Linked DNA regions of Homo sapiens: region 1 is linked to region 2. A link is an interaction called in ENCODE POLR2A ChIA-PET data of the cell type or tissue named here. Cell type or tissue: A673. All regions are shown on one strand. Each heading gives the region's core, and the rest is flanking DNA. Links, peaks and the distances in the headings are about the cores only.

What was found. Peaks named below come from ENCODE experiments on the same cell type or tissue, not always from the same donor. Only the 100,000 strongest peaks of a DNase experiment are listed, where the experiment ranks them.
Region 1: POLR2A ChIA-PET joins it to region 2 with 7 read pairs; 2 of 35 experiments call an interaction of 5 or more read pairs at or near these places.

What each region holds. Positions count from the first base shown.
Region 1 is chr1:194,074,518-194,080,518 of GRCh38, forward strand. The region is part of intron 5 of LOC124904475 (a long non-coding RNA gene); the gene reads left to right. Among named protein-coding and RNA genes, the nearest start is that of LINC01031, 770 kb to the left of the region's middle. RefSeq lists a silencer at 2,229-2,429. In A673, for the core only: no CTCF peak of the experiment used is centred there; a DNase peak (open chromatin) is centred at 2,324.
Region 2 is chr1:194,212,393-194,218,393 of GRCh38, forward strand. The region is part of intron 8 of LOC124904475 (a long non-coding RNA gene); the gene reads left to right. All of the region lies in intron 2 of LOC107985242 (a long non-coding RNA gene), which reads right to left. Among named protein-coding and RNA genes, the nearest start is that of LINC01031, 910 kb to the left of the region's middle. In A673, for the core only: no CTCF peak of the experiment used is centred there; no DNase peak of the experiment used is centred there.

The DNA of each region.
Region 1 (6,001 bases), core at 418-5,417, 140 kb before region 2:
AGTTTATTTTTCTTAAGGCAAAGTGTTGATTATGAGAATCATCAGCATATACAGCCTAGTAAGGAGTACCCATCATTGTTCGTCATGGATGGACAGACTGCGGTTGGTCATATATAAATCTTAGAAGTGGGTTTGGCAAGTTTAGATCAGTGTCTCAAAGAAATCCAGACCTGGCCCTGTAAAATTAAACTATGAGCAGAGTTTCTCTGGCAGTCAGCCACAGGACTGCTTTTTTAAAAATTTTTTATCTTCTACACACACATGCACACATGAGAGAGAAAGAGAGAGAGAGAGAGAGAGAGAGAGAGAGAAGAGTGCATTTTACTTAAGGATTCATGAAAATATTCTTGATTGATCTTTAGGATAGTTGTACTCTGAATCTGGCCTTAAAAATAGTTCCTACATCTACTTTAATTCTGATAAAACTTTTACTTTTCCCAAGGCTAGTTTTAGGGGAAAATCACTATGTTGTGGAAACTGCAAAAATTGCTTCTTTTAATGCCCAAGTTCGTGATAAAAATAAATGTCCTCTTGAATGGAGTCTGCAGCTTTATTTGCAGGTTATATTTTGGAGACATTTTATGCTTCTGTACTGGTTAAGTTCTATAGAACCAGAGGAGTTGTATAGAGTGAAGATGCTTAGATTTCTCTCTCTTAAGAATTTGGAAGCCGCTGACAGAAGGCAAGAATTTTGTCTTATGTAGCTGTCTGCATCTCGATGAAAGATACATCTTACCTTCTTTCACAAAGTGAGAAATTGTAGATTTTTCAAGAGAATGGCATAAAAACTACCATAGCTATCTAATTTTAAAATTGTCAATTTAGTCCTGTTTTCATAAATCACAATTTGACCTTTTTAGTTTATAAACACATAGCAAATTACATGAAATAAGAAAATAAAATTGTTTCATTTGTTATCTAACTTTTCTTAGATTAGGAGGAAGAAACAGGATTATGGAGACCTGAATAAAGTCTACTTATTCTTAGATTAAATCTTAATTTTCTGTGTGAATCTGGGCAGTCACAGATTCTCTCTATAGACATTCTTTCTCCCTCCTTGAAAGTTTAAGCCAAATACTCAGTAAGAAATTTCATTCAAATAAAGCAGCAGGTGGAAGATTTGGAGCATAGTTAAAAGTAGTATAAGGAGATATAATTTATTATATTTTCAAAATGATAGTTTCTAATCTGCAATTCATTTCTAGTCTTTTTTTTTTTTTTTTTTTTTTTTTTTTTTTTTTTACAATTGTCTATACTTGAGCCTTTTGGAAAACTGATCTATATCCTTTTAAAGGGTTGATGATTTCTACCTGAATGTGTGATATTTGAAAGACCACTAAATTTAATGTGTTTTAACATCACCTTCCAAAAACAGTTACGTTACTTTGTCCTGTTAAGTTTTTAATGTCTATATTTAATAATAATATCCCGAATGTCAACATGAGGTTTCTAGAGCAGAGCAAGTTACTATTTACTTAGAGCACATTATAACTGCACCAACTTACTCCCCTTTACCCAAATTCTTATTCTGGAGTGGTGATACTGACATAGGAGGAGGGACTCGACTCTGGAGGTGGGGCTCAGACACTGAAACAAATTGAGGACTAACTAAAACAGGGTGAGGGCAGAAGCAACTTTCTATAAGAAATACCCTCCAGTGTGCCACAACAGCTTACCATTGCCACGGCAACACCCAGGAGTTATGACCCCTTTTCATGACAATCACCTGACAACACAAAAGTTACTACCCCTTCCCTAGAAATTTCTGCATAAACCACCCATTAATCTGCATGTAATTAAAAGCAGGTATAAATATGACTGCAAAACTGCCCTGAGCTGAAACTCTCTGCCTATGGGGTAGCCCTGCTCTGCTGGAGCAGTCACAGAGCTGTAACCCTGCCAGAGCTGTAACACTGTCTCTTCAACAAAGCTGTTTTCTTCTACTTCCAGCTTGCCCTTGAATTCTTTCCTGGGTAAAGCCAGGAACCCTTATGGGCTAAGCCCCACTTTGGAGCTTGCCTGCCCTACATTAGTATGTTGAGAACCAGATGTGATCCCCGACACAGTGGGGTCTGTTCAAGGTGAGGAGCCAACAGAATAAAAGTGGGCAGAAATGAGAGGCAGCTGTGCCTCCTTCTCACCCATATTTTTTCTGAGAGAGAGATACATGGAGACATAATGAGAAGGATTTTGGTTCTTCACTCAGAAAAGTGAATAAACTTCTTCAGTAGGAGAAAATGACTAGTGTCTTTAGCTTTACAGTCCAACAATTGTCTTCACGGTCCCAGGACTTATCTTCCTTGAAATGTAAACATAGTCCCCCAGGGGGTAAATCTCTCTGTAGTGCTCACTATCCAGTCATAAGTTCCAGGCTTATGTTTTTTTTTTGTTTTTTTTTTTTTTTTTTTTGGCACAGGTCCCAAGTTTCAGTAAAACTTCCTTAGAAATCTCTAACAATTCAGAAACATAAAAAATAGTTTTCTCTACAGCATTGCATCTTCTAGGTGTTCATTTTTTGTATCTGTTTGTCTAGCATATTTTGGAAGAGTTTTTAAAGCTCTTTTCACTCATATAGCAGTATGACAGATCAGACATCATAGTGGACATGGCTATCAAATGTGTTGAATAATTGCATAATTAGCTAAAATCAAGGGGTTGAACAATAATGCTCATAGGGTATTGGTTGATGGCAAGAGACCATCAAGTGTCAGCACTTGGTCCTAGCTACTTCAGCATTTTCATCACTGAATTAAGCAAACGGTTTTTGTCTGCATAATCATCTTGAGAGTGACTGGTTTGAAAAGTGGCAGAAGAAGAACGGCCTGAGCTATCATTTCAGACCACAGTCCCAGCCTGAGAGATCATTTTGAATAATAGTGTGGACATTTACTTTTAAGAACTATCTACTATCATCACATATCATGGGTAAGAAAAGGAGACAAATTAAATGCTGTGAGAAATTAACATTTGTTCTATTGGCATGTTTTCCACAGTGAGGCCAATGACTGACCAGAATGTAAGTTCCGTAAGGATGGAACTATTCCCTTTTAAATGATTTATTCTCATTGCCCACCAAGAATACTTTGTGCGTAGTAGGCTACTAATAAATATATATTACATGAACGAGTAAATAAATAAACAGTAAAAGAAGAAACTCAGGCAAAGTGACAAAGACTCTAGTATTGTTTGAAGGATGCTGGTGCTTTGACATTACTATTTTTATTATTGTTTGTATTTAACAGTTTTGACTTTTCTTATTACAATTGTTTCCTTCTTTTTTTATATATATATATTCTCAATATCCTTTTAATCTCTATATTGCTCCTCCTCTTACTTTAATGAATTACAATTACTGAACTCAATTCTTAAAATATGATGTACCCAGTAATGAGATTGCTGGGTCAAATGGTATTTCTGGTTCTAGTTCCTTGAGGAATCACCATACTGTCTTCCACAATGGCTGAACTAATTTGCACTCCCACTAACAGTGTAAAAGTGTTCCTATTTCTCCACATCCCCTCTAGCTTACCCAAAAGAATATAAATCATTCTACTATAAAGACACATGGACACGTATGTTTATTGCAGCACTGTTCACAATAGCAAAGATTTTGGAGCCAACCCAAATGCCCATCAATGATAGACTGGATGAAGAAAATGTGGCACATATACACCATGCAATACTATGCAGTCTTAAAAAGGATGAGTTCATGTCCTTTGCAGGGGCATGGATGAAGCTGGAAACCATCATTCTCAGCAAACTAACACAGGAACAGAAAACCAAACATCACATGTTCTCAGTCATAAGTGGGAGTTGAAGAAGAAGAGCACACAGACACCGGGAGGGGAATATCACACACCAGGGCCTGTCGAGGGGTGGGGGGGCTAGGGGAGGGTTAGAATTAGGAGAAATACCTAATGTAGATGAAGGGTTGATGGGCGCAGCAAACCACCATGGCATGTGTATACCTATGTAACAAACCTGCATGTTCTGCACATGTATCCCAGAACTTAATGTATATATATCAGGCTAATTGTAACTACAAAAAAAAAAAAAAATGATGTAGTCAAAGGCTTGGTTTTTGGCACTCTTCTCTCTCTTTACCTTTTCCCTGTATTATGTCATCCTAATCCCTGGGTTTATTTGTTTATTTTTTTTGTAAAATATTTTATTTTATTATTTATATTCTAATATTTTTACTTATATACATTTATTGGGTACATGTGTCTTTTTGTTACATGCATAGAAGGCAGAATGGTGAAGTCTGGCTTTACCCACCCACATATTTTAAAAACTGTATCCACATACTTTAAAAACTCTAGCCTTAGCATTGACATTCTTGCAAGTTGGTCCTTAGTCCTTTGTACTCAGACTGTGAAATGCTGAATTTACCATCTTTCTTGCCCAGTATACTCCTTGTCTTATATTTCTTCTTTTGTGACTGTAACCAATCTCTACCTCACCGCACAGGCCCAAAACAATTTCACTTCCATATTCTTCTTTCTCTTAGAGTCTATTTTTCAAAATCACTCATCCCCTACTTTCCATTGCCCCAGCACTTTTTTATTTCAGATCCATATAATTGAACTATTTTGTCTAGTTTTTCCTACCTTTCTTCTCCACACTTCTGCTAAAGGGATCCTTCTAAAACCCAAGTATAATGACACATATCTAATTAAAGTTTGAATTATTAAATTTAATTAATAAACTTAGCTTTCAAGATATTACTCAGATCTTCATACTCTGAACTACATCTTCTTTGAAGTCCTCAGATGTTACTCTCCTTACACATTCTTTGTGTCTGTCAGTAATTCATGTATTCAATTATTAGGTAATCAAACATTCTTTTTTCTCATTAAGCAACATTTAAATGAGAACCTAGTATGATCCAGTGAATTTAGCCGGGAGATGGGGTTACAGCATGGAACAAAACAATCAGTCTGTTTCTTCAAGGAGTTTGCAATTTATTGAGGAAGATTATAGATAAATAAGACAAATAATTAGAAATGTAATAAGGGACATAAAGAAGAATTATAGAGTACCTATAATAGGAGTCCTTGATAAAGTCTATGAAGTAAGGCATACTTTCCCTGTAGAAATAAAGTGTATTCTAAGCCATTAGTAACTAGGAAAAGTGAACTAGGTATGGAGGGGAAACATCATTCTAAGATCTCTCTCACATCTAAGAGATGGTGAGAAGAGTGTGAGGCAGGAAGAAATTATGGTGCTTCCACAGAGGGGAGAAAAGGGAAAAGTGGCAACTGGCCATCCATGTCATACTCTACTGTATCTCCCTTTCCTCATTTTTTTGTGTGTACTTCATCTTTCGATACTTATTCAAAATGCCACCACCTCCTCTACAGCCACTGACTTTGATTTTTACCTCCTTCGTTTGTGCTCTTAAATCACCTGTTAAGACTTCTCATAAAATGTATCTTGCATTTGCTGGAATGAACTACCTGTGTTCTTGAGTTTCAGCACAGAGCTTGGCACATCACATAGTGGAAGTTAACAAATCTTTGTTGGGTGAAAGAATGAGTGAATGAAAACTGAGTAGAAGATTAAGATGTAGTAAATGTGGGCACTGTGGACAATTACATACAGTTCTGTGATTATAAAAATGTGTCTGTTTTTCATACATTTTGAAGTGAGTGACAAAATATGGTACAAAAATTAATTGATATTAGAATTGGACCTGCCTATATTTTAAACAGTGTATCTGTCTCTCAGTCTCCCTGTCAGGTTGATAAAGATTTAAGTTTCCTAAATGCGCAGAATCCCTCTGAGAATTGAATGGAACAGAAGCGTGATTATCATTCCTTCACAGAACTCTACAGAAACCAAAGAAAGTCTTATACAGATCTGTAGGGATTATATTATTTCAAATATAGTTTTGTTCAGCACCTTAGAGACCAACTGCTGAGAAAGAAAGTGCTCAGTAAGAAGAAATCTGTCTCCTAATCAAATTGCTCTAGCCACCATTGTCAACTTTAAAGGGTAG
Region 2 (6,001 bases), core at 467-5,466:
AAACAATATCTAAAATTATATAAAAAGACTATTAAAATACTATGAGTTTCTTTATATACTTCAAACACAGCAAAATGATAAATGTGGAAGCAGATACAAAAAGTCAGCTGTCTTCTATTAAGCTGGATGTTAAAGATACTTCCAAAAATGTAACTTAATGCCAATCTTCTCACTATTTCTTTGGAAAATACAGTTTTTTAAATGAAATATATCTTATATTAATACATAGCAGGCTTATTATTGTTTTAGATAAATTAAGACATACATATTTTTTAAATTTTCTCAGTTCAAATTACCAATGTGGTAAATATATATATATATATATATATATATATATATTTCATATAAACAATATTTCTTAGTCTCAATAATTTTCAAATGTGTAAAGGATATTAAAATCAATAAGTTCAAGAAACACTAACTTAAGACAAAAACAACATGGGATAGAGTTATCATTGTTTCCCTTCTACTCATAAGGAAATTATCAGATAAGTGAAGGAATTTGTCTAGTGTCTTTCATCTAGAATGAGCTAGAGCTTGGATTTTAACCAAGACTTTGATTTAGAAAATAGTTTTAGCATGTACTAAAAAATTAAATATATAAAGAGAAAGAAAAATAGATTTAAAAAGTAATGGTATATTAAAATCTGATAGGGAGAAGGGGAATAATAATATCAAATTATTAGACTATTTTTTGAGTGAAAGGCGCTTTCAGCAAAGATCTATACTTTTTCATCCCAGCCTATTCTTCAGTAATTTCTGGAAGATTTTATTTTTATTGTTTTGGTTCTAATATTGATTTTGGAATTATTTTTCACTTTATTATATGTTATTTCTAGGTTTCTCTGTCAAAGTTTCATTGAGAGAAGTTAACACAGGATAATTTGCTTGAAGCTACTGATGGCTTCAGGAAATTTAAAGGGCCTTTTTCTTTACTGATGTTCTGTTATTTATTTTCTTCCATCAATTTCTCTTTCCTTTAAGCATTATTCTTTCATCTGGCACATTAAGTGCTCTTAGTTTTCTGAGGGCTTGCTATAGCAATTATCTGGAAAACTTCAAATTCCTTCTCTAAGCTTCACTTTTCAACGTTATTTCTTTTCCTGATGACTTTAAATCTTGTTCTATTGTCTCAATATCCTTTCTTAGCTTGGGTATTAATAACTTGTCATTAATAATTTGTTACGGAAAACTGATAAAATGATTTCTGCCTCCTTCTAATACATGTATTTTGATACAAATTTTAGGTAATTTACATTTCTGAAATGAATGTGATTTTTGGATATCATTATAATTACCATAAATCTTGCCATTTACTAGTAGATTCTAGCATTCATTATGCTTATTTTTTGGTAAAATTTTTATTAAATTTAAAATCTATCTTTTTAAAAATGTGTGATGAATTCTTAATGAATGCCAGACAGTGATCAAACATTGAAGAGACAATAGTAAAAGCAGCAGACTTTGATAGAGCTTACATTCAAATAATCATAGACAAAAACAATTAAATTAATTTAAAAAATTAAATAAATACTATTATTGTAGCTAGTCATAATTATAATATCATCAGAAAAGTAAAACAGAAAAAGTCATGTGGCTAAATGACAGTAAGCTATTCTTTTGTAGACAGGGCAAAAAAGGTCTTTCTGGGAAATTTTAAGTGAAAAGTAAACAGGGTGAAGGAGCCAGTTGAAGGGGAGAAAATCATCCTAATCAGAGATCACAGTGCACAGGTCTATTTGCAAAACTAACTTGGATGCTCAAAGGCAAAAGGAAACTAATCTTGCCAGATTACAATTGCTAGAGTCAGGGGATAAATTCAATAGACATATAACAGCTAGATCATATAGAGGCTGACCAAAATAAGAAATGTGGACTGTACTCTAAGTGCAACAGGAAGCCATGAGAGAGTTTAGAGAAAAAGTGACATGATTTAATTTGAAGCTATAAGGATTGCTCAAGCTTCTTTGTGGATAATAGACTGTAAAAAGGGAAGGGGAAAATCAGGAAGATCATTTAGGAGTGTAAACCAAAAGTATCTGAGATAGGTCTTGATCAATTTAGAAAGTTTATTTTGCCATGGTTGAGGACATGCCCATGACACAGCCTCAGGAGGTCCTAATGACACGTGCCCAAGTTTGATGGGGCACAGCTTGGTATTATACAGTTTAAGGAGACTTGAGACATCAATCAATACATGTAAAATGTACATTGATTCGGTCTGGAAAGGTGGCACAACTCAAAGAAGGGGCTTCCAGGCCATAGGTAGATTCGAAGATTTTCTGATTGGCAATTGATTGAGTTATTATGAATAAAAAGGAATGTCTGGATTATGATAAGGGATTGTGCAGACCAAGTTTTTATCACGCAGATGAAACCTCCAGGTAGCAGGCTCCAGAGAAAATCGATTACATTTACAATTGTAAATGTTTCTTATCAGATTTAAAGAGTCTGTTGTAATTCCAAAAGTGAGGAGGGTATAATGACGCATGTCTGGCTCCCCCTTCCCATCATGGCCTGAACCAGTTTTTCAGGTTAACTTTGGAATGCCCTTGTTGAGAGGAGTCTTCAGATGGTGAGAGGGCCTAGGATTTTATTTTTGGTTTGCAGAGGGATAAGTTCACTCCAGAGAAGATCTGCTGTTAGCTTGAATTAGGTTAGAAATAAAGAGAGCATAGTAGTGGAAATCAGGATATATTTTGCTCAAAGAAGCTTGTTGAGAATTGATTCAGACTGACAACATAGGGTTTTGGCCCTATGTATCTAGAGGAATGGTAATGCCATTAAATGGGATGGGAGAACTGGAGTTGCAGGCATTGAAAGCAGTGTTTGTTGTTTAATCTAATCTATTAAGGCAGATATGACTATAGCAAGTACATTCAGAATTTACCCATATAATCAATTTAAAATGAAGAAAAAGCAGTACAGTTCCAAGTATGCTCATGTGAGCCTCTGCTAATTTTTATGGTATGTTGACATAACTTGCAATTTATGATAAATTATTTCACTTCTTTAAGATTTTGTTTTTGGTTAATTTTCAGTTAAATACTCAACTATCAGAATATGTTTTTTTATGATGATTACATTTCAATTCTCACCCTCTAATGAAATTAACTTATTTCCCTTAAGAAAGATTAGACCATTTAGAATTTACAATTCATTCAATGACACATTTCTTGCAATATTAAGCTTAAGCTTCAAGATATATTTGATTCCTCAGTGAGCGGGTGTGACCATTTTAAATGTACTTATCACTTGAAAACATTCCACATTTTCTTTTTATTTTTAATATAGTTACCATGGTAACCATAGCTGTTTCTTGATATTTTGCCTCAAAAAAACAGCCATGTCATTTTAGACAGACATGGTGGGGAACAGCATTTCTAAATCTCTCTACATCTTTTTCTCTTTATTATGATGATGATATAATGTAATGATAATTTTAAAATTCTGACTATATAATGTCAACTTTTCTTGCTCCTGGGTTTGTGGTATGTCTTTGTTCTATTTGCTTCATGTTGCTATAATGTAAATATTAAATAACTACCTGATTTTATCACTTAAGCAATAGTCATTCTATTAGAGTTGCGTGGTGTGAAAATTGACTACCAGTGTGAGCTAGAACCTTGGATCAAACTACATAATGAGTAGTTATATAAATTATTTGCAAAGCCTGTAACAATGGTGACAATTGTTGCTAAAATGCTCTGAATATTTAAGAGTTGAACTGTGTAATGTGCTGTATATACAAGTCTAAACTTTTAAACTTTAAAATTTGTGTCCTGTTGCAAGATTTCCATTTTATCTGAATAATTTTCTATTTAAGCTAATTTTAGCTAAGTTTTAAATCCTTTTTTAACAGAAAACCTGTTACAGAAGACACCTGCTATTTGATTATTCAATATGTCTCTTACCTTTTAAGACTGAAACTTGATTTTCTTTAGAGTGGCATTATCCCAGCTTCTTTAGGACAGAAAGATTGCTAAGCTATAAGAGGCTGAGTTGTCAGTACTTCTAGGAAATATTCATAAAAGATCTTAACCCAACTCTGAGGTACACCTTTCTGCTATTTTCCTCTTCATCTTACATATGTTCTATGTCAATGGCCTCATGCCTCAGCAGGAACATTGGGCCATGTGGTCCTTTGAGCATAGAAACCTTGGGCTAAAGATGGCCAGAAATAAAGAAAACAGACTGAGCTCCTTATGTAACTCTGGAGCCCACATGGCAGCTCTGTACTATCTACCTCTGGATTTGATGGGATATATATATTATATGTATAATATAAGCCTTTGTGGATTAAGTCATAAAGATTTCTTTTATTAGGTTGACACAAAAGTAATTGCGATTTTTGTCATTACTTGTAACATATGTTGGCAAATATAAATTGTGTACCTTGTATAATAAATCCAGTTGTTTAGTGTATATGATTTTTTATATTCAGCATCTGGTGTTAATGTTAATAATTCTCTGTGAGGCTAGCTTTATTTTTGTTCTATATGAGCTACCTTGAATATTTTCATTAAACCCTAACAGCTCTATGAAGCATATTATTATCTCAATTGTGGAGATGAAAAGAACAAAGCAATAGAGTGGTTAAGGATTTTTTTCCAGGTCATACGTCTTCTGGAATACTGAGTTGTCATTTGAATCCACCTAGCTTGACTAGCGGCCACATTCTCAGCAAATGGTTTTACCTAATGCTGTTATGGATTAAATGTGTTCCCTAAATTGTATGTGTTGGAAATGTAATCCCCAAATTTACATGTTGATTGGAAACGAGGCCTTTGGGAGGTAATTATTATTAGATAAGGACATCAGGGTGAGGTGCCCATGGTAGGACTGATGGCTTTATAAGAAAAGAAAGAGAGACATTGGATGACATACATGTTCTTGCTCTCTTGCCATCTGATATCTTCTGCCGTTTAGTGATACACCAAATAATAGCCTCTTGATCTTGAACTTCTCAGCCTCCCAAACTATAAGAAAAGAAATTATTTTCCTTATAAATTATCCAGTCTGTGGTATTCTGCTGTGGCAAAGAAAATGGACTAAGATGTATGCCTTCTAGACAGTTTTAGATTTGATTGAAATTCAGCCCCAAAATGAAGTTTTTAAAAGAGTATTTTCTTGCTAAAGAGAACTAGCTAAAAATTAAATTAATAAGATCACAATGATATGTAATGTTACTTAACAGCCTATTATTTTATTAACTAGTTCCACAAACATTTTTTTATTGTTTAAAGTATAGTGATTCAAGAAAAGAAGCTGGTGAAAGAAAAATAAAAGAAAGTTTCTTCTCTTAATAGACTTACCATTAATTGTCTACAGATCAAAATAGCAAAGCAAAATTCGGTCACAAGAAGATTAAAACTAAAGAAAAATAATCATAACATTTTAAATCAAGAAATAAAATTTTAGAAACTCCTCTGACCATCTATGAGATTTAGCAAAATGGGTCCTATGGTGTCAGAAATATTAACATTTCTTGAGTGAACACAGTCTACTGGAAGATAGGCTAAGTTCAGTATAGAAGTTATTAATTCAAACAACATTACGCCTAGGTGCAATGCTGTCTTCATTTATAGATGGAGACATTGAGAACTAACGGGATACTTCTTGTATTCAAATGCAGATTCCATAAGACTAGAAATACTCTCTTGTTTCATGCTATATTGCTTATCCTAAAATAGTATTTGTCACATAGTAAATATTCAATATCATCAGCTGTAAATAAAATCACATACCTGCGAAGAGATGGAGTTGCCTGAATAACTCTGGCTTGTCTAACTCTAAATGCAAGGTTTTTTTTTTGTTGTTTTTTTTTTTTTTAATGGAGACGGAGTCTAGCACTGTCGCCCAGGCTGGAGTGCAGTGACGCGATCTCAGCTCACTGCAAGCTCCGCCCCCCGGGTTCACGCCATTCTCCTGCCTCAGCCTCTCAAGCAGTTGGGATTACAGGTGCCCACCACCATGCCCGGCTAATTTATTGTATTTTTAG